Regions from separate parts of the Mus musculus genome. Here region 2 is linked to region 1. Evidence: chromatin loops called from intact Hi-C (ENCODE). Cell type or tissue: heart. All regions are shown on one strand. Each heading gives the region's core, and the rest is flanking DNA. Links, peaks and the distances in the headings are about the cores only.

What was found. Peaks named below come from ENCODE experiments on the same cell type or tissue, not always from the same donor. Only the 100,000 strongest peaks of a DNase experiment are listed, where the experiment ranks them.
Region 2: a loop joins it to region 1, with 2.5 times the contacts of the local background. A loop is called at or near these places in 4 of 42 quality-filtered maps.

The regions. Positions count from the first base shown.
Region 1 is chr2:91,924,751-91,934,700 of GRCm38, reverse strand. Chrm4 (cholinergic receptor, muscarinic 4) reads right to left here. Exons shown (of 2, transcript NM_007699.2): 2 at 4,872-7,484. The coding sequence starts at 7,452. The coding sequence ends at 6,013. Mdk (midkine) reads left to right here and starts at 2,842. Exons shown (of 5, transcript NM_001012336.2): 1 at 2,842-3,007; 2 at 3,253-3,329; 3 at 3,447-3,605; 4 at 3,722-3,883; 5 at 4,586-4,896. The coding sequence starts at 3,254. The coding sequence ends at 4,611. Dgkz (diacylglycerol kinase zeta) reads left to right here. Exons shown (of 32, transcript NM_001166597.1): 29 at 415-535; 30 at 612-645; 31 at 859-958; 32 at 1,176-1,874. The coding sequence ends at 1,292. Gm39876 (a long non-coding RNA gene) reads right to left here and starts at 2,484. Exons shown (of 2, transcript XR_866530.3): 1 at 2,402-2,484; 2 at 185-2,064. In heart, for the core only: CTCF peaks have their summits at 4,264, 4,484 (motif pointing right) and 6,682 (motif pointing left); DNase peaks (open chromatin) are centred at 2,092, 2,938, 3,690 and 6,650; H3K4me3 peaks cover 4,604 bases; H3K27ac peaks cover 4,737 bases; H3K27me3 peaks cover 1,667 bases.
Region 2 is chr2:91,604,328-91,614,277 of GRCm38, reverse strand. Ckap5 (cytoskeleton associated protein 5) reads right to left here. Exons shown (of 44, transcript NM_001165989.2): 36 at 7,853-8,032; 37 at 6,646-6,833; 38 at 1,463-1,538. It also overlaps a transcript of F2 not described here. Among named protein-coding and RNA genes, the nearest start is that of Snord67, 13 kb to the right of the region's middle. In heart, for the core only: a CTCF peak has its summit at 4,726 (motif pointing left); no DNase peak of the experiment used is centred there.

The DNA of each region.
Region 1 (9,950 bases), core at 1,074-9,073:
CCGACTAGGGACTACTTAATACAGTTTGCCTGTCCCCTGTCCCTTGTACTTGGAAGGGGGTCGGTCTTAAAGGAACTATGGGCTCTCTGGCTTGGTTGGCTGTGCATTTGGGGGAGTCCCTCATTCATAGGATGACAAGACTTATGCCTCTAATGACTCCAAAAACACCCTCAGAAGCCAGGTGTGGGGGCGCACACGTTTAATCCAGCACTTAGGAGGCAGAAGCAGTAGGGTCCCTGTGAGTTTGAGGCTAACCTTGTCTACCTAGTTGAGGACAGTCAAGACTACAGAAAAAGACCAAAAAACCAAAGCCTCAGAAGTGCCTAAGGAGTAACTTAAGTGAGCCTGTGCCTGGGTCCATGCCTGTGAAGGGTGGGTGATCCAGCCCTGCTCTACCCTGCCCACTGCCCTTAGCTCCAGGAGCTACACCGAGCAGGAGGTGACCTCATGCACCGTGACCAGAAGAGCCGCACGCTCTTGCACCACGCGGTCAGCACTGGCAGTAAGGAAGTGGTCCGCTATCTGCTGGATCATGGTAAGCTGCGTTGCTGGGGCTGGGAGGGAGAAAGGGGGAGCCAGGCTCTTAGCATCCCCTTTCCTTTTATCTGCAGCACCTCCAGAGATCCTTGATGCTGTGGAGGAGAAGTGAGTATCTGAGACACAGGCCCCTGGTTCACCAGAAAACCACCTTCCTTCAGGTCTAACCATTTGGTCACCCAGAGCCCAAGAACCCTTTGTGGCTAGCACTGAGCACCCTTCCCCCTCTTGCCAAACTCCTGCCCTTTCTAATGGCTGTTGGGAGACTGCTGGGCAGGCCTAGAGAACTGCAAGTGTCTACAACCAGCCCCTGTTCCCCAGTGGGGAGACCTGTCTACACCAGGCAGCCGCCCTGGGTCAGCGCACCATCTGCCACTACATTGTGGAAGCCGGGGCCTCCCTCATGAAGACAGATCTGCAGGTGAGTTGCCTGGCAGAGCACAAACTCACCCTTTCCCAGACTTGGGGGCAGGGCTAGGGAATTTCAAGCTCTTCTGAGCCAACACAGTCCAGGCCCTGAGAAACCTGAGCCAGCAGGGGGAAAGCTTGTGACCTCTGAGGATACCCTCCCCCTCTGGCTCCGTAGAAGAACCCCTGCCCTTTCCTAAGGCCTTGGGGGCCCTTCCACCCTTTTCCAGGGCGACACTCCCCGGCAGCGCGCTGAGAAGGCTCAAGACACAGAGCTCGCTGCCTACCTGGAGAACAGACAGCATTACCAGATGATCCAGCGTGAGGACCAGGAGACAGCTGTGTAGTTAAGGGGACCATGGATCAACAAGGGACACTACCAGAGGACTCTCCTTGCCCATCTCACTGCCACATTCCTGTCAGATGGCTATGGGGGGACCCTGCCACAGGGAAGGAGCCCCGTGCCACCCCCTGAGAAGCTGTTCAGATCTAGGGCTGGACTCTAAGGAGCTGGACTCTCACCTGTCCCTGGTTTCATGGGGAACAGGAAACAGGCTGGGCTGGCTGGTTCCCTCCCTTCAGGGCAGCCTCCAGCTCACCACAGCAGATGGAAGGGCTGGACAGAGCTCAGCATCGATGTCAGGGAGGCCTGCACTCAGCAGGACTTTCAAAAGCCACCTGATCCTTTGGGCTCTCTGGAGGGTTCTGGGTACCTAACCCTCCTCTCTGATCCACCCACCCTGGGCATCCCAGAAACTCAAGAGCCTGCTGTATTCACTTGCCCGCTGCCCTGCTTGGCACCTACCCTGGTCTTCCTCCTCATGTATCCAGCCATTTCATTTCGGACTGTATGGCCTGGGGTGGGGGGTGGGGCTCCCACGGTGACTTGTTTACAGCTGGGTGTGACTCAGTAAAGTGAATTTTTTTTCCTTTCTTGTTTTCTTTTTTTCTTGTTGTGGGGGACTCACATGAGCAATGGTGTGTGCTGGGTAATCCTTGGGGTCGGGGAAATGGCCACCAACATCTCAGATCACTTCGGGAGATGGGTCTGCCCCGATCCTGACCTCTGCCTAGGGCCTTAGGCTCACAGCGCCTGGGGCGGAGCTGATTTTCCCGCTCCTGCAGGGATGATAACAATGAAAGTAAAAGAGGTGGGGCGGGGGCCAGGCTTGGGTTCTTTGGTCTTTTGGCCCTGTGCCCTGGAGCAGTCCCCTCCCCCTGGCTTGTACTGGGGGGGGGGGGGGGGATCTGCTTGAGGTGAGCCTGAGGCCCCAGGGTCAGGGGTGGGCGGTTATCACCTCCGGGGGAAGCCCGGTCTGGAACTTCTCAGACAGCTCTTGTCAGCGACAAGATTTACCAAACTCATTTCTATGTGCTTCCCCATCCCCCCCAACGCCCTTCCCTCCTCCTCCTCCCCCAAACCTGCACTAGAAAAAGGCTCTCGAGCCTTGCTCACCCGGAGCCATCTGAGGTCCCAGGTACCCAGCTCCCTGCCACATCAGAGACCCTTCTTGCACTCTGAGTGAACTGATTAAAAAAAAAAAAAAAAAAAAAAAACCAAGCCGGAGGTGAGCCGGGCCTCGAAGGGAAGGTTCGCGGGTGCGGTGGCCGCCCCGAGCCTGTGACACCAGGACATACTCCCGGGGCCCGCGGTGGGCAAGCGAAGTGGTGACCTGAGAGCTGACAGGCTGCGAGAGGGAAAAGTATAGACAGGCCTAGACCAGGGGAAGGGGAGGGGATAGAGAGCTGGGCCTGCTACGAGGGGACCTGAGCCAGAAGCGCACTGGTAAAACCGAACTCCAGGACCAGAGACCCAGAGATCAGAGGTGAGAGGCACAGACGCGGGAGTCCCGGCTCGGCGAGGGGCGGGAGTGGAGGCGGGGACTAGGGGGGTCTGGGGAGGTGCGGGTTTGGGGGGAGGGGGCGGGTCCTTCCACGGGATGGGGGGAGGGGCGGGGGCCCATGTGACCGGCTCAGACCGGTTCTGGAGACAAAAGGGGCCTTAGCGGCCTTAGCGGGACAGGCCGGAGCGGGAGGGAGCGAAGCATCGAGCAGTGAGCGAGTGAGCGCACGCAGTGGCTGTGGCCCCAGTCCCTTCAGGCGGCTGCTCTGCCACCAAGGGGGCTGAGGTGGGGGTGGGGGTACGCTGAGACATCGGTTCCAAGTCCTCCCTCCGTCTCCCCCTTGTCGGTCCGACGTTTTGGGCCTGGAAAGTGGGACAAGTCAGTCAAGGGTGGGAGGTCCTTCCCGCGGTTCCTAGCGGAGAAGAGACTAGGCGAGAAACTCTAACCCAGGTTTTACCCCTAGGATGCAGCACCGAGGCTTCTTCCTTCTCGCCCTTCTTGCCCTCTTGGTGGTCACGTCCGCGGTGGCCAAAAAAAAAGGTGATGGGATAGGATGGGCTCAGGAGTAAAAGCTGGGGTGGGCAGGTGAGGCAGGCCGTGTGACCAAGTGCTGGTCCGGCACGCCATGTCCTTAACTTTGTTCCTTGCGCCCTGTAGAGAAGGTGAAGAAGGGCAGCGAGTGTTCGGAGTGGACCTGGGGGCCCTGCACCCCCAGCAGCAAGGACTGCGGCATGGGCTTCCGCGAGGGTACCTGTGGGGCCCAGACCCAGCGCGTCCATTGCAAGGTGCCCTGCAACTGGAAGAAGGAATTTGGAGGTGAGGTGGCGCGCGGGAGGAGGGCGGGAAGCCAGAGGGTATGTCCTTATAAACCGGAGGCAGGGAGGACATCCACAACCCTCCTGTCTCTCACCGTGGGGCCACTCTCCCATCAGCCGACTGCAAATACAAGTTTGAGAGCTGGGGGGCGTGTGATGGGAGCACTGGCACCAAAGCCCGCCAAGGGACCCTGAAGAAGGCGCGGTACAATGCCCAGTGCCAGGAGACCATCCGCGTGACTAAGCCCTGCACCTCCAAGACCAAGTCAAAGACCAAAGGTCAGCGAATATGGTGGGGTTGTGGGCCAGGCTACTCCATGCTCTGTCTCTGCAGAGCAGTCTTAAAGTTAGGAATGGGCAGGCACTTGAGGGCCACTCTCAGGAGATGCTAAACCCTCTGCCCAAGTAGGAACTACTCTTTCTGTTGGATCATCCGACCTGGGTTCCTGGGAAAGGCTTGTCTTTGTCAACTGAGGAAGGTGGGGTGGGATCAGGGAGGAGTTAACTCTGCGCTTAAAACTATGGAAAGGCTGTCCCAAAGGTACATGCTGCTACCTGACTCCCAACAGCTATTGAGGCCAGCAGGGCAGAGGTGACTCTGCCCATTTCCCCGGTGAGGAACTTGGAGTACTCTGATCCTAGATGAAAATAGAAAGTTGAAAGTCAGGCTTGGTAGCTCGTGCCTGTAAAAAGCGGCACTTCAGGACTGAGGCAGTAACACTGCCTTGAGTTCAAGGTTACAGACTGAGAGACTTGAGAGTCTGTCTTTAAAGGGGGGGGGGGGGCGCGAGGGTTAAAAAGTTGAACGAATAAAGAAAGGTTTCATATCACATGGCTGCCCTTTCCCACCACTTCCAGGTGAACTGGTCAGTCACCACTAGGGGGCAGGATTTTCTCTCCTTGATGGACATGTCTGCGTTGTCTGGTGAGTCCGAGCTAGGTCACCCACCGCACTAATGCATCTCCGTTATTGTTTTCCAGCCAAGAAAGGAAAAGGAAAGGACTAAGTCAGGAGGCCAGAGAGCCTCCGGCCTCGCCTGGAGCCTGAACGGAGCCCTCCTCTCCCACAGGCCCAAGATATAACCCACCAGTGCCTTTTGTCTTCCTGTCAGCTCTGTCAATCACGCCTGTCCTCTCACGCCCACACCAAGTGCCCAAAGTGGGGAGGGACAAGAGATTCTGGAAAGTGAGCCTCCCCATACCCTCTTTTGTTCTCCCCACCCTGATACTTGTTATTAAGAAATGAATAAAATAAACTCACTTTTTTCCAATAAAAGCTTCTTTTTTAATATATAAAAGCCCCTTCCCAGTTTGCCATGGAGCTCTGTCGGAGGTGGGAAGATGGGGAAAGATGGACTGAGGGGAGCTGAGGGCTATGAAGGAAGTGCTCCCTACAGCTCGTGGAAAAAGAGCAGAACATTTACAAAAAAAAAAAAAAAAAAAAAAAAAGTCTCCCAGGGACCCACAGGGCTGGGGTTAGGGAAGGGGACCTAGGTGACTCACTTGAACTCTGTCCCAGCTCATCAAGAGTTTCTGGTCCAGGCTACTGCAAGTCTGGAATTTTCTCATTGGGGATCCATGAGGGTGCTTGCTTGTGTCATTCGCCACTGTGGGCTGTATGGATCACCAAGTTCCCCACCATCACCTTTCCCTCCTTGGACCCATACCTCCCTCCGCTCAGAGGTAGAGAGGAACACTGCCCACTGCTGTTCATTTGATGTGTGACCTGGGGGGGGGGGTTCTTGACAATTTGACAATAAGATCCACCATTAATTGATTCAGTCCCCTGGAGTCTGTATCTCGGCTTAGCATGGCCTCCCAGTTGCCCTGTCCAGATGACTGCTGGCCAGGGGAGTGCCAAAGGGCTTGGCTTCCCATCCAGAGCCTGGCTGAGCAACAGTGGCAGGGAAGTCCCTCACCTTGGAGTGGGACTTGGGGGCAGGGGAAGGGCTGAGCCTACATGCAAGGGAGAGGAGGGCGCAGGAAGGCGGAAAGCACCGATTACAGCATAACGGGGGACCCCACCCTTGCAAGCCTGGCTCCTTTTGCTCCTCTCAAGATGCTCCCAAGTTCTGCTCTATTCATCCACCTCCACCGATGGTTGGCCTTGATAGAGCCACTGCCCACTCCAGCCATCGTCCCCCATCTTCCTGAGGCAAGGTAAAAGATATGGGCCAGGTGGTGCCAGTTCAGACCGTCCCTGGGCCGAGCCTCCTAGGCTTCAGTAGAGATCTGCTCTCCCATCCCAGCGAAGAGCCTCTTGTACCTCACGGTGTCTGGGAGACCTGTTCTCTTCAGCAGATGCGAACTCAGAGTGGGGCCGCCTACTCTCTCCTCCACAGCCGGTGAGCCATGTGGTTCCCCGGTACACACTCTTGACACCAGCACCTCCTAAGGCACCTGCCCGTCTACCTGGCTGTGCCGATGTTCCGATACTGGCACAGCAAAAGGTGCCGGAAGGTCTTTTTGAAAGTGGCATTGCAGAGTGCATAGCAGGCAGGGTTGATCGTGCTGTTGACGTAGCAGAGCCAGTAGCCGATGGACCACACCCTTTCGGGGATACAGCTCTGGCAAAAGGTGTTCACCAGGACCATGACATTGTAGGGTGTCCAGGTGAGGATGAAGGCCAGCAGAATGGCAAAGATTGTCCGAGTCACTTTGCGCTCCCGGGCCGCCATCTGCCGCTTCTTGCGCACCTGGTTACGAGCGATGCTGGCAAACTTTCGGGCCACATTGGCTGCTGGGCGCATACCAGCTGGCGTGGCAGGTACGATCTCGATGGCAGTCACACATTCACTGCCTGTCTGCTTTGTCACAATTTGGATCTTGGACCACTTGGAGGCTGGGTTGAGGGTTCGTGGCTGCAGGGTAGGAGCGGGCAGCGCTGGTGTGGTGGCGGCCTCTGTGGTGGACAGCTCTGTGGGTGGCCGTTCCTTGGTGTTCTGGGTGGCACTGCCTGAGCTGGACTCATTGGAAGTGTCCTTGTCAGCCACTGGGCGTGGAGGCGGGGGCAGGGCTGGCGGAGGAGCCTCTTCTAGCTTCCCGTTGCGCAGTTCCTCTCGAGAAGCGCCCCCTGGTGGAGGTTTCTTAATGCTCGGCTTCATCAGAGGGCTCTTGAGGAAAGCCAGAGTCTTGGCCTTCTTCTCCTTGGGGCCCTCGGGTCGATGCTTGTGAACACGGCTGCGGCTGGCCAGCGAGATATGAATATACAGCACCGTCATGATGACCACAGGCAGGTAGAAGGCAGCAATGGCTGTGCCGAAGGTCACCGCCGGGTTGGACAAGAACTGGATGAAGCACTGGTTATCAGGCACTGTCCTCTTGCCCACCACAAACTGCCAGAACAAGATGGCAGGGGCCCAGAGTACAAAGGACAAGACCCAGGCGGCTGCAATCATGAGGCCTGCCATCTTAGTAGTGCGGCGGGCTGGATAGGTGAGGGGCTTGGTGACGCAGAAATAGCGGTCAAAGCTGATGATGAGAAGGTTCATGACAGAGGCATTGCTCACCACATAGTCCAGGGCCAGCCACAGGTCACAGACCACGGCACCCAGGGGCCAGTAGCCCTTGATGATGTATAAGGTGTAAAGGTTCATAGAGAACGCCCCTATGATGAGATCTGCACACGCCAGGCTGAACAGGAAGTAGTTGTTGACTGTCTGCAACTGCCTGTTGACCTTGATGGACAGCATCACCAGGATGTTACCCACCACAGTCACCAGGCTCAGGGAACCAGTCACTGTCGCAATGAACACCATCTCCACTGTCTCCAGGTGGTTGTGGGCTGTTGTGACCAGGCGCACAGACTGATTGGCTGAGCTGCCATTGACAGGTGTGAAGTTCGCCATGCTGAACCCAACTGGAGACAGGTGGGCAGTGGCTGGAGGAGGAAGGAGACAGCACAGAAGTGAATGGTGGAAGAGGATGGGGGAGGGGGGAGGGGGGGAGGAGTCACAAACTGTGGCTGGAGGAACTTTATCCAGGAAAATGTCAGGGCTCCCTGTGCCAACCATTCCTGAGTTCTCAGTCCTCTACCGTTTACTGGAAGCTTCCTCAGGCAAGTACTGTAATCAGCTCAGGGCTGAGGTTATAAAAGTGAATGAACACACATGGTCCCCATCTCAGAATGGATCATCTAGTTTTGGGGGGAAACAGAAACACATGGCGGGGGAGGGGGACACTGCTAGAAAGAAGATGGTGAAGGGAAGGCTGAGAGAGAAGACGGGAGAGAACTTGGTGCTTGCTGGCTGATCACCGGCCTCACCCTGAAGATGACGCAGATGAGGGCAAGGAGGAAAGCTGGTGGGAAGGAAGGCAAGGAGATACGGCAAAGGCCCAGAGACAGAGCTCAGGAAAGCAAGGGGCATGAGGAAATGGCCCCAAGGACTTGAAGCAGGCAGCGGGGCCAAATGTCTAGTTGTTTGCCCACTCAGGCCTGTCACTTCCCAACCCCTGTTTTTTGGTTACTGAAGGTTGTAGACAAAGCTATACACATGGCAGACATGTGCCACACACGTGTACCGCTGAGCTACATCTGCAGCCCCACTTGCTCATCTCTTTTCTTTCTTCTTCTTCCTTTAATTTTTTTGTTTGTTTGTTTTTGAAAGAAGGTCTTACTGTGTAGACCTGGCTGACCTCAAAGTCACAGGCCTTGATCTGCCTGCCTCTGCCTCTAGAGGACCAGAACTGCAGGTATGCTCCACCATGTCCAGCCACGTGGACATTTCTTAACCAATCGTGGCCAAGGGAGATTTGTTCTCCCATTCCTACACTGTCGTCGTCATCATCACCACCACCACCACCATCATCATCATCGCAGCCAGCATAGATTGTCTACTGAGTTCCTGCACTCTGTGTTTCCTCACAACCGAAGGCAGATATTGAGGAAACAGGCTCAGAGGTGTTAAATAAGGTTCCACATTTCCTTGACATCCTGTGGCTGCTCCAGTGCATTTGGGAGCAAGGAGAGCAGTCAAGAAAGACACAGGACCTGATGGTTCTAAGGGCTAGGGAGGTCACGCTAGCGACCAGAGGAGGTGAGGTGGGAGCTGGGACACCTGGAAGAGGAAGAATAGGAAAGGGACTAGAGAGATGACGCAGGAAGTTCAGCTTCGCCTGCCCAGCCCAGTCCCAGGGGTGAAGAATGGACAGAGTGGGGGCTGTTAGATCCCCAGCAAAGAAATCAGAAGCCTGAAAGACACAGCAGCTGAAGAAGGGTCTATTTGATTTCCCAAGAACTAAGGACAAGCTCCCTCGTGGAGCCAAAAGATGAGGGAATTACCCCGGAGCCAGCCTAAGAGTTCACATCCCACACAGAGGATGACCCAGCTAAAGTCCTACAGAGCCCCTCCCCAGAGTTTGCCTTCCCTCCCACCAGGCTCCCTTCATCTCTCCTCCTCCCCTTCCTCTTCCATACATGTGAGGGAGGCCCACGCCCAGCACGCTGTGCCAGGGCAGCCGCTCAGCCCAGCCTCCTTCACACCCGCCAACACACAAGCATTCCACATACGCACAAAGGCACCATCTCAGCCACACGCAGGTCGTATACGCAGTCCTGTGCGTCTGTGTGTGCATCTGTGTGTGTGTGCGTGCACGCGCGTGCATGCGAGCCTGTGTGTGTGTGTAAGAGGAAGAGAGGGTGCAGCAGCCAGCTGTGGAGGAACAGGCGCCAAGTCTGCAGCTTGGGTTCAATAGTAGGCCAGCAAGGTCTAGCTGTACAGTCCGAGGAGAACCATTTGCCCTCTGAGAACTAGTTCTGTCATTTACAAAATAGAGGATCTTGTCCCACTATGGCCTTTGAACAGCCAGGGGACCCCCTTAGCACCTCAGCTTGCTCTCCAACTGGAAATGGCACCAGCCAAGCTTGGGCCAAGCTCTCCAGCTCCAACACAAGAGATACAAGAGATTGCCTTCTGGCTTCAAAGTTAAATCCACTGGTCAAAGGAAGACAGGAGGAAGTGGGGTAGTGACACTCCAAGGTCACCCAAGGAGTCAAGGGCAAAAGACAGATCAGTTCTTTCAAGGGACTCCACAGTGGTATTCAGCTCCAAAATGGGGCCTTAAGCATCAGATGCTTGGAGGGTAGCATCAAGCATAGAGGCTGTTCTCCCTACCTCACCCCACCCCAAATACCCACTGGCAGGGACAGGGACGAGGCAGTAGGGGAGCCATTAGCATGCACCAAGGAAACCTTCACTTTAGTCTCTCAGGACCAGAGCACAGCCAGCAGCCAGCAGGATAAGAAGATGAAGGTGGGGAGGTGGGGGGCAAGATGTGTGAGCTAGGAAAAATACAATCTCTCTTGTTTATTGAGTCAGAAGCCCCTCAAAGTTTACTGCCTATAGCA
Region 2 (9,950 bases), core at 1,535-9,534, 320 kb after region 1:
GACTAAGCCATTTCCCTAGGCCTCAAGACTATGTTATGGAGACTGACCTCAACCTTAACTCTCCTGACTCAGCCTTCTAAATGCTGTGATTACAGGTATGTAAGATATAAATGTTGGTCACATCCTTCAAGTTTGGCTGCTAAACCTTAAAGATATGAATCTCTTCAACTATGTCCCTCCCTGAAGTGTGACAAATCAACCCTGTGACCATCCATCTCAACTCTCCAGTTTTCACTCCCAACCCCTGAGACAAGGACGTTTTAAATATTGGAGGAAAAAAAAAAAAAAAAAACCAAACCAAAACACGTTCAAATTCTGTCTTAGTTTCCTTAGGACCTGAGTATAGAATAGTCTAGATTGTTTAACCAAATCTAACCTAAGGATGCCAAGTATCCTATACCACTATAGCACCAGTACTATAATGTTGTACTTATGTTCATTTGGAGAGTTCTACGAAAGACTAAACATTATAAGCCTGTATATACCTCGTGCTCATATTGAAAATCCCTTATCAGACTTCTTGCCTTCTGGTTTGGCTGGCCATGATCTAACTGGACTATGTACAAGAGGCTGCTTCTTTTGTTTCACAAGTGCTGGGGTTACAGGTATAATTAATAAGCCACTGTGGTAGCTTGCTTTTCATGTTTGCAAAGATTTTTAGGAGAATCCAGGCTTAGTGGTGTGCATCTTTAATTCCAGCACTAGGAAGCAGAGGCAGGTGGATCTCTGAGTTCAAGGCCAACCAAGTCTCTGCCTCCTAGATATTAGGATGAAGAGATACATCACAGCATGAAGACTGATATAAAAAATGTTAGACTTGAATTTAGTGATAAGTTGAAATAAAGGAAAATAAAAGTCCAGTTATATATACATATTTTTGAGACAGCCTCACTGTTTCAGTAACACTAAATTAGGTATCTTAGGCTGGTTTTGACTCCTATCCTCCTTCCTTAGCCTCTTTTTTTTGTCTGTTTGAGACAGGGTTTCTCTGTGTTCCCCTGGCTGTCTTGGAACTCACTCTGAGGACCAGGCCGGCCTCGAACTCAGAAATCCACTTGCCTCTGTTTCCCAAGTGCTGGGATTAAAGGCGTGCGCCACCACTGCCCAGCCTTCCTTAACCTCTTGTTTTCTGGAATTACAACTGTTACCATGCCTGGCTTACCAACTGTATTTTTTGTCTATACTTGGTTGATTTGATCAATATCATAATTCAAATTTCTTTTCGTCTACATTTTTAAAAAGTGATTACAGCTGGGTGGTGGTGGCACACACCTTTAATCCCAGCACTCTGGAGGCAGAGGCACATGGCTCTCTGAACTTGAGGCTACATGGTCTATAGATTGAGTTCCAGGATAGCCAAGACCACACAGAGAAACCCTATCTTGAACCACACCCCCACCTCCTCAGAAAAAAAAGTGATTATATCTTTGAAAGAAAAGAGATGAAATCATTTCAACTTTACCTTCATAACAAGCTCTGAGAATTTGGGAGAACTAGCTGTTGCTAGCAGGCTGTCCTGAAGTAAAACAAGCAGGGCACTGGAAAAACAAAAAGCATTAATAAATTTTAAACCTTCATTCTTAAAAATCAGTAACTGAAGTGTGAATATTCTCTATCCACCTAATAAGTAATTCACAGATCATCATAATTACTAAAAATGAGATCAATCATTAATATTTTTTATTATTTAGTGGCTGGAGAGATGGCTCAGTGGTTAAGAGAACTGACTGCTCTTCCAGAGATCCCGAGTTCAACTCCCAGCAACTACATGGTGGCTCACAAACACCTGTAATGGGATCTGATGCCCTCTTCTGGTGTGTCTGAAGAGAACAATGGTATACACACATACATTAAATAAATAAATAAATCTTTAAAAAAAAAAAAAGGCCATCTTGTATCCCAGGTCTCTCAAAGACCAGTCCCTGCAGGAGAGTGTGCAGGCCACAGAAGCAACAGAGCTTCTTGGACAGGGTCCCTTCAGGTCTTCATCTTAAGCCAGAAGGCGGAGCTGTGCACCTTCCCTGCCAGAAGAGAGCTTGCCTGCAGACAGTGCTCTGACCCCTGGGACTCAGGAGAGAGTTGGACTCCCAGGAATGCTGACAGAGGCTAACAGAATCACAGGAGGAACAAGCTCTAGCCAGAGACAGCTAGAACATCTAACACCAGTGATTACCAGATGGTGAAAGGCAAACATAAGAATCTTAACTAACAGAAATCAAGACCACTTGGCATCATCAGAACCCAGTACGTCTACCACAGCTTGTCCTGGATACGCCAACACACCCGAAAAACAAGATTCAGATTTAAAATCATATCTCATGAGGCTGGTAGAAGATTTTAAGAAGGGCATTAATAACTCACTTAAAGAAATAAAGGAGAAGCCGGGCATGGTGGCGCACGCCTTTAATCCCAGCACTCGGGAGGCAGAGGCAGAGGCAGGCGGATTTCTGAGTTCGAGGCCAGCCTGGTCTACAGAGTGAGTTCCAGGACAGCCAGGGCTACACAGAGAAACCCTGTCTCGAAAAACAAAACAAAACAAAACAAAACAAGAAAAAAAAAGAAATAAAGGAGAACACTGCTAAACAGGAAGAAGTACTTAAAGATGAAGCATAGAAATCCCTTAAAGAATTACAGGAAAACACAACCAAACAGGTGATGGAATTGAACAAAACCATCCAAGATCTAAAAATGGAAGTAGAAACAATAAAGAAAACCCAGAGACAGCTAGAACATCTAAAGGAGACAACTCTGGAGATAGAAACCCTAGGAAAGAAATCAGGAACCATAGATGCAAGCATCAGCAACAGAATACAAGAAATGGAAGAGAGAATCTCAGGTATGGAAGATTCCATAGGGAACATAGACACAACAATCAAAGAAAATGCAAAATGCAAAAAGATCCTAACTCAAAACATTCAGGAAATCCAGGACACAATGAGAAGACCAAACCTAAGGATAATAGGAGTAGATGAGAATGAAGATTTGCAACTTAAAGGGCCAGTAAATATCTTCAACAAAATTATAGAAGAAAACTTCCCTAACCTAAAGAGATGCCCATGAACATACAAGAAGCCTACAGAACTACAAATAGATTGACCAGAAAAGAAATTCCTCCCGACACATAATAATCAGAACAGCAAATGCACTAAATAAAGATAGAATATTAAAAGCAGTAAGGGAAAAAGGTCAAGTAACATAAAAGGCAGACCTATCAGAATTACACCAGACTTCTCACCAGAGACTATGAAAGCCAGAAGATCCTGGACAGATGTTATACAGACACTAAGAGAACACAAATTCCAGCCCAGACTACTATACCCAGCCAAACTCTCAATTACCATAGATGGAGAAACCAAAGTATTCCATGACAAAGCCAAATTCATACAGTATCTTTCCACGAATCTAACCCTTCAAAGGATAATAAAGTGAAAACTCCAACACAAGGAGGGAAATTATGCCCTAGAAAGAAAGCAAGAAAGTAATCCTTCAACAAACCTTAAAGAAGACCGCCATAAGAACAGAATCCCAACTCTAACAACAAAAATAACAGGAAGCAACAATTTTCCTTAATATCTCTGAATATCAATGGACTCAATTCCCCAATAAAAAGTCATAGACTAACAGACTGGCTGCATAAACAGGACCCAACATTTTGGAAACTCACCTCATGGACAAAGACAGACACTACCTCAGAGTAAAAGGCTGTAAAACAATTTTCCAAGCAAATGGTCCGAAGAAACAAGCTGGAATAGCCATTCTAATATCGAATAAAATCAACTTCCAAACCAAAGTTATCAAAAAAGACAGAGAGGGATACTTCATACTCATCAAAAGTAAAATCTTCCAAGATGAACTCACAATTCTGAATATCTATGCTCCAAATGCAAGGTCATCCACATTCATTAAAGAAACTATAGTAAAGCTCAAAGCACACATTGCAAAGACTAAAGTGTGGATACTTCGCTTCTTCTTAAAATGGAGAATAAAATACCCATGGAAGGAGTTACAGAGACAAAGTTCGGAGCTGAGACATAAGAAAGGACCATCCAGAGACTGTCCCATCTGGGGAACCATCCCATAAACAACCACCAAACCCAGACACTATTGCATATGCCAGCAAGATTTTGCTGACAGGACCCTGGTATAGCTATCTCTTGTGAGGCTATGCCAGTGTCTAGCAAATACAGAAGTGGATGCTCACAGTCATCTATTGGATGAACACAGGGCCCCCAATGAAGGGGCCAGAAAAAGTATCCAAGGAGCTAAAGGGGTCTGCAACCCTATAGGAGGAACAACAATATGAACTAACCAGTAACCCCCAGAGCTTGTATCTCTAGTTGCATATGTAGCAGAGGATGGCCTAGTAGGACATCAATGGGAGGAGAGGCCCTTGGTCTTGCTAAGATTATATGCCCCAGTACAGGGGAATGCCAGGGCCAGGAAGCAGGAGTGAGTGGGTTGGGGGGCAGTGCGGGGGGGGGGGGTATAGGGGACTTTCAGGATAGCATTTGAAATGTAAATGAAGAAAATATCTAATAAAAAAGTAAAAAATAAAAAATAATAAAAAAAGATTTTGCTATTTGGGCTGGAGAGATGGCTCAGCAGTTAAGAGCACTCACTGATGGCTTTTACAGAGGTCCTGAGTTTAATTCCCAGCAACTACATGGTGGCTCAGAACCATCTGTAATAAGATATTATGCCCTCTTCTGGTATGTCTGAGAACAGCAACAGTGTACTCATATACATAAAATAAATAAACCTTAAAAAAAAGACTTTGTTATTTGAAAATTGGTAAACTTTGCTATTGTTTTCTTTTTTTTTTTTTCACTAATCCCACATCTGATAGAGGGCTAATATCCAAAATATATAAAGAACTCAAGAAGTTAATCACCAAAAAAAACCAAACAACCCAATCAAAACATGGGGTATAGAACTAAACCAAAAACGCACAAGTGAAGAATCTCAAATGGCTGAAAAGCACCTAAAATAATGTTCAAAGTCAGAGAAATGCATATCAAAACAACCCTGAAATTCCACCTTACACCAGTCAGAATGGCTAAGATCAAAACCTCAGGTGACAACACATGTTGGAGAGAATATGGAGAAAGAGGAACACTCCACCACTGCTGGTGGGATTGCAAACTGGTACAACCAATCTGGAAATCAATCTGGAGATGTCTCAGAAAATTGGAAATAGATCTATCTGAAGACCCAGGAATGCCACTCTTGGGAATATACCTAAAAGATGCCCCACCATGCCACAGAGGCACGTGTTCCACTATGTTCATAGCAGCCTTATTTGTGATAGCCAGAAGCTGGAAACAACCTAGATGTCCCATGACAGAACAATGGACACAGAAAATGTGATTCACTTACACAGTGGAATACTACTTGCTATTAAGAATGAGGTCATCCTGAGTTTTGCAGGCAAATGGATAGAACTAGAAAATATCATGAGTGAGATAACTCAGACTCAAAAGGACATGCATGGTATGTACTTACTAATAAGTGGATGTTATCCCCCACAAAAGTACAGAATACAGATACAGTCCACAGAACTCAAAAAGGTCAATAAGCTGAAGGGCCCAAGTGAGGACACCTCAGTTCCACTTGGGAGAGAGAAGAAAGCAATCACAAGTGGGGAGGGAGAGAGGGACCTGGGAGGGAAAGTGGATGGGGAGGGAAAGTGGATGGGGAGGGTAAGTGGGAAGTGGGGAGTGAGGGGAACCTGATCTAATCGGGGTGAGGGAAAACGACTGAAGTCCTGAGGGTTAATAGAAAGAATGGAAACAGGCAACCTCAGGAAATAGAAGAGGTTGGGGGGACCCTCCAGAATGCATCAGAGACCTGGGAGGTAAGAGACTCTCAGGAATCAAAGGGAGGGACCTTAGATGAAATGCTTGACAGTAGGGAGACGGATCTTATAGAGCTCACCTCCAGCAGGAAGACAGGGCATCAAATGAGGGATGGGGTTGCCATCCCACAGTCACGCCTCTGACCTATAATCGTTTCTGTCTGAAAGAATTACAGGGATGGAAATGGAGAGAAGCCTGAGGAAAAGAAGGTCCAGTGACAGGCCCAAAGTGGGATCCAGCTCAAGGGGAGGTCCCAAGGCCTGACACTATTACTGAGCTATGGAGCGCTCACAAAAAAGACCTATCATGACTGCCCTCTGAAAGACCCAACAAGCAGCTGAAAGAGTCAGATGCAGATATTTGCATCCAACCAGAGGACAGAAGCAGCTGACCCCTGTTGTTGAATTAGGGAAGGCTGAAAGAAGCTCAGGAGAAGGGCGATCCTGTAGGAGGACCAGCAGTCTCAATTAATCTGGACCCGAGAGATCTCTCAAACACTGGACCATCAAACAGACAGCATACACCAGCTGATATAAGGCCCCCAACACACACACAGTAGAGGACTGCTGGGTCTGTGTTCATTCAGAGATGAAGCAGCTAACCCTCAAGAGACTGGAGGCCCCAGGGGGTTTAGAGGTCAGGTGGGGTGGGGGTGGGGGGCAGACTCAGGACTCTGAATGGTAGGCAAGCACTCTACTGACTGAGCCACTCACAACTCTGACTACCTGATTTCTATCTGTAGACAAATAAGAGACTATCCCAAGTTTTACTGACGAGGGTATAAATATACCTGAGGATATTGGTCTGGTCTGATTTCTCCAAAACCTTCACCACCAAGAGGTTCACAGAACGAATCACCTGTTGTCCTTCCTCCAGATCTTCAATCCGAGAATCCAGCATTAAGGTGATCAGTCCATGCATCAGGTCTTTCAGTACTCCAGTGGAGGCCTCCCGGGCCAAGCTCTCTATCTGAAATAGCTATCCAGTTCTAACTGTGTTAGGAAGGTTAAAACTCAATATATGAGACAAAGAAGAAAAACATAGTTGGTATATTCTAGTCAATATTCAGCTATATATATATTGACAAAGATTTACTCTGTGGCCCAGCTGGCCAGTACTTTAAACTTCTAAGTGCTGGGATTGCATGTTTGTACCAACACATTTTTAAAACCTCAGAATGTTAAAACAAAAAACAAAAAACAACCCTAATTAATTTCCCTAACCCTAATTCCTTTCTACTCTATTTTTGATCCCCGATTATCCATGAAAAGCCAAATAGGACCTGCTTTGCCTGTAGAAGAAACTGGTAGGAAGCAGTACACTAGGAAGAACTAAGCATTGTATTTTATATCCTAACTATGGGGAGTGGAAGAAGCCCCAAGTGAACAAATTCTTGAATAAATGTGTGCTGCTAACATGGTCTGTATCAAGGACTCTAGCCTCAGCCCTAAGGGAATGGCAAAGCCTTCTCTGTGTGAGACACAGAGGAAAGGAGCAAAGCCTTCCTCGGGGTGCGTGGTATCTATCTACAGAAGTGTCCTCAGTGCTCCAACAACTATGTTCACTGGCCTGAAAGCTACTCTTTTCAGAGATTGCTCCTACAGAGATTAGTTAAACCTATGTTCTTTATCCAGTCACATAACATAACTCACCTCCTTGTTTATCTATATGCAACAACCCAGCCTCTCTGTTCAATTCTATATAAATATGTTGAGTTTCTGGGGTGCTGAGATCTCCCCATCTCAAAGTTCAGAGCACACGATCCCAGGTTCTCTGTGGTTCTAGTTCTGTCTACTCTCCATTCCTTCTCTATTCCAGCTGTGTTAGATGAGCCACCTAACAGGTAACATTCAATGCAAAAAGTCAACAACTGGCTCCATGACTCATGGATAATTCTACCAAGTGGACACAGGTCTCACTGGAACATCAGACTGACTCTGGCTTGAGGACCTGGGTGGGATAATAGATCTAAGAGAAACTCTCCAGAAATGTCTTACCGAAATCATGTTGCCAATGATACAGCTATACAACTTGATGATTTCATCCTTGTCCAACTTCTCATCTGCCATGTGTGTGCTGTAGATGAGTCTTAGCTGCATGAATGTTGCTATCAGAAACTGATCAATGTGGCCAGACATAGCTTCAGCTTTGTCTTCCTGCCTCAGGACCTCATCAATCTGGTAACAAAAATCCCAAGCTGTAGTTCCCAAGCTTTATAAGTGGCAGAAAGAGACTATAAGACATATTTCTATAAGAGAATTCATTAGCAAAGTACTTATTTTACCTAAAAAAAAAATTAACTTTACAAATTATTAATTAAATTTAGAAATTCAATCATTTTATATATATATATATATATATTTATATATTTATATATATATATATATATATATATTTATATATATATATATATACACACACACACATATACATATACACACACACACACACATTTATTACTGAGCAAGATAGTATTCAATGAATTAGCTAGAGATTCTATTCTAAGAACCTTACTGTGTACTTCAGAGAATAATTTCTACACTTGAATGTTCAATTCATTAAAAAGAATACTTCTAGCCGGGCGTGGTGGCACACACCTTTAGTCCCAGCACTTGGGAGGCAGAGGCAGGCGGATTTCTGAGTTCGAGGCCAGCCTGGTCTACAAAGTGAATTCCAGGACAGCCAGAGCTATACAGAGAAACCCTGTCTCGAAAAACAAAACAAAACAAAACAAAACAAAAACAAACAAACAAACAAAAAAAAAGAATACTTCTCTTTTAGACTGTGTTACTACTAAACCTTCAATTAAAAAAAACAAGAGTAGTGGAACATACCTATGATCAGCACGTTGAAGGCTGAGGGAGCAGGAGGATTTTAAGTTTGAGTTCAGCTTAGGCTACACAGCCAAGTTCCAGGATATCCTGGGCTACAAAGTGAGAACCAGCCTTCAAACAAACAAAAACAACAGCAGCAGCAACAAAACCCCAAACAAACAATCTTATCTATATGTATATAGTCTGTTTCATTCATTCATATATATATATATATATATGAATAAAGAGCTCAGTGGTAGGGCATGTCCTACTTAGTTTAAGGTCCTGGGTTTCATTCACAGTACTGCCAAAATTTAAAAAGACAACTCAACAACAAAAAGTAACAAGCAAAAGATCTCCATTCATCAGATGAGGCTTGGAAAGCTCAGAGTATTTACTCTGTCTAAACTAAAAACTCAATTTTCTCATGTCCAGTGCTTTTCCTGTAGTGATGGTAAAATGTTCTACAGGAAAATATTTATCTCTTATACACTAATATGTTGGTATTCTGTAAAGGTCATTTTTAGCAGGACTGCTAAGCTGTATGACTCCACTGGGCCACCGTTTACATGTGAACAGTGTCTCCTGGTGTAGGCCTTACTTTCATTATCTCCTCTTCATGTATGCCTACTTCATAAACACAGTATGTAGTGGGTAAGTTTAATGTTTCCATATGCACATCATAAAAAACACTGCATTTTCAGAGAGGATTATTTTCCTTCCTTTTCTAAATTATATTAATCAGTAGACATACATTCTTTCATATTTATATTATTATAGTCTTCTAATTATTATTATTATTAAAATAATTATAGTACACTTACTCTCAAGGCTTTAGGGATGCAATTAGTTTACAAAGATTAGATGTACTTTTCTACATCTAGCTTTCTTTCTTTGTTTTTGAGTCAGGGCCTCACTATGTAGCCCTGGCTGTCCTGGAACTTACTATGTAGACCTTGAACTCAGACAGATCTGCCTGTACCTCTGAGTGTTGGGATTAAAGGCATAAACCTCCATACTTTGTTGGCATCTAGCTTTTTAATTCAGTGGAAATTTTTGAAAATCTCTAAAGTCAAAAGAACAACTCTATTTGTGAAAGCAGCACAAGATGCTGGAGAGATATCTGGCTCTGCTATTAAGAGAGCATTTGCTGTTCTTGCAATGGACTAGAATTTGGTTCCCAGCCTTATCAAGGAAACCTCACAATTGTCTTTAACTCCAGTTCCAAGGAATCTAATTTTCTCTTCTGGATTTTGTAGGGATCAACCAGGTATACGCATAT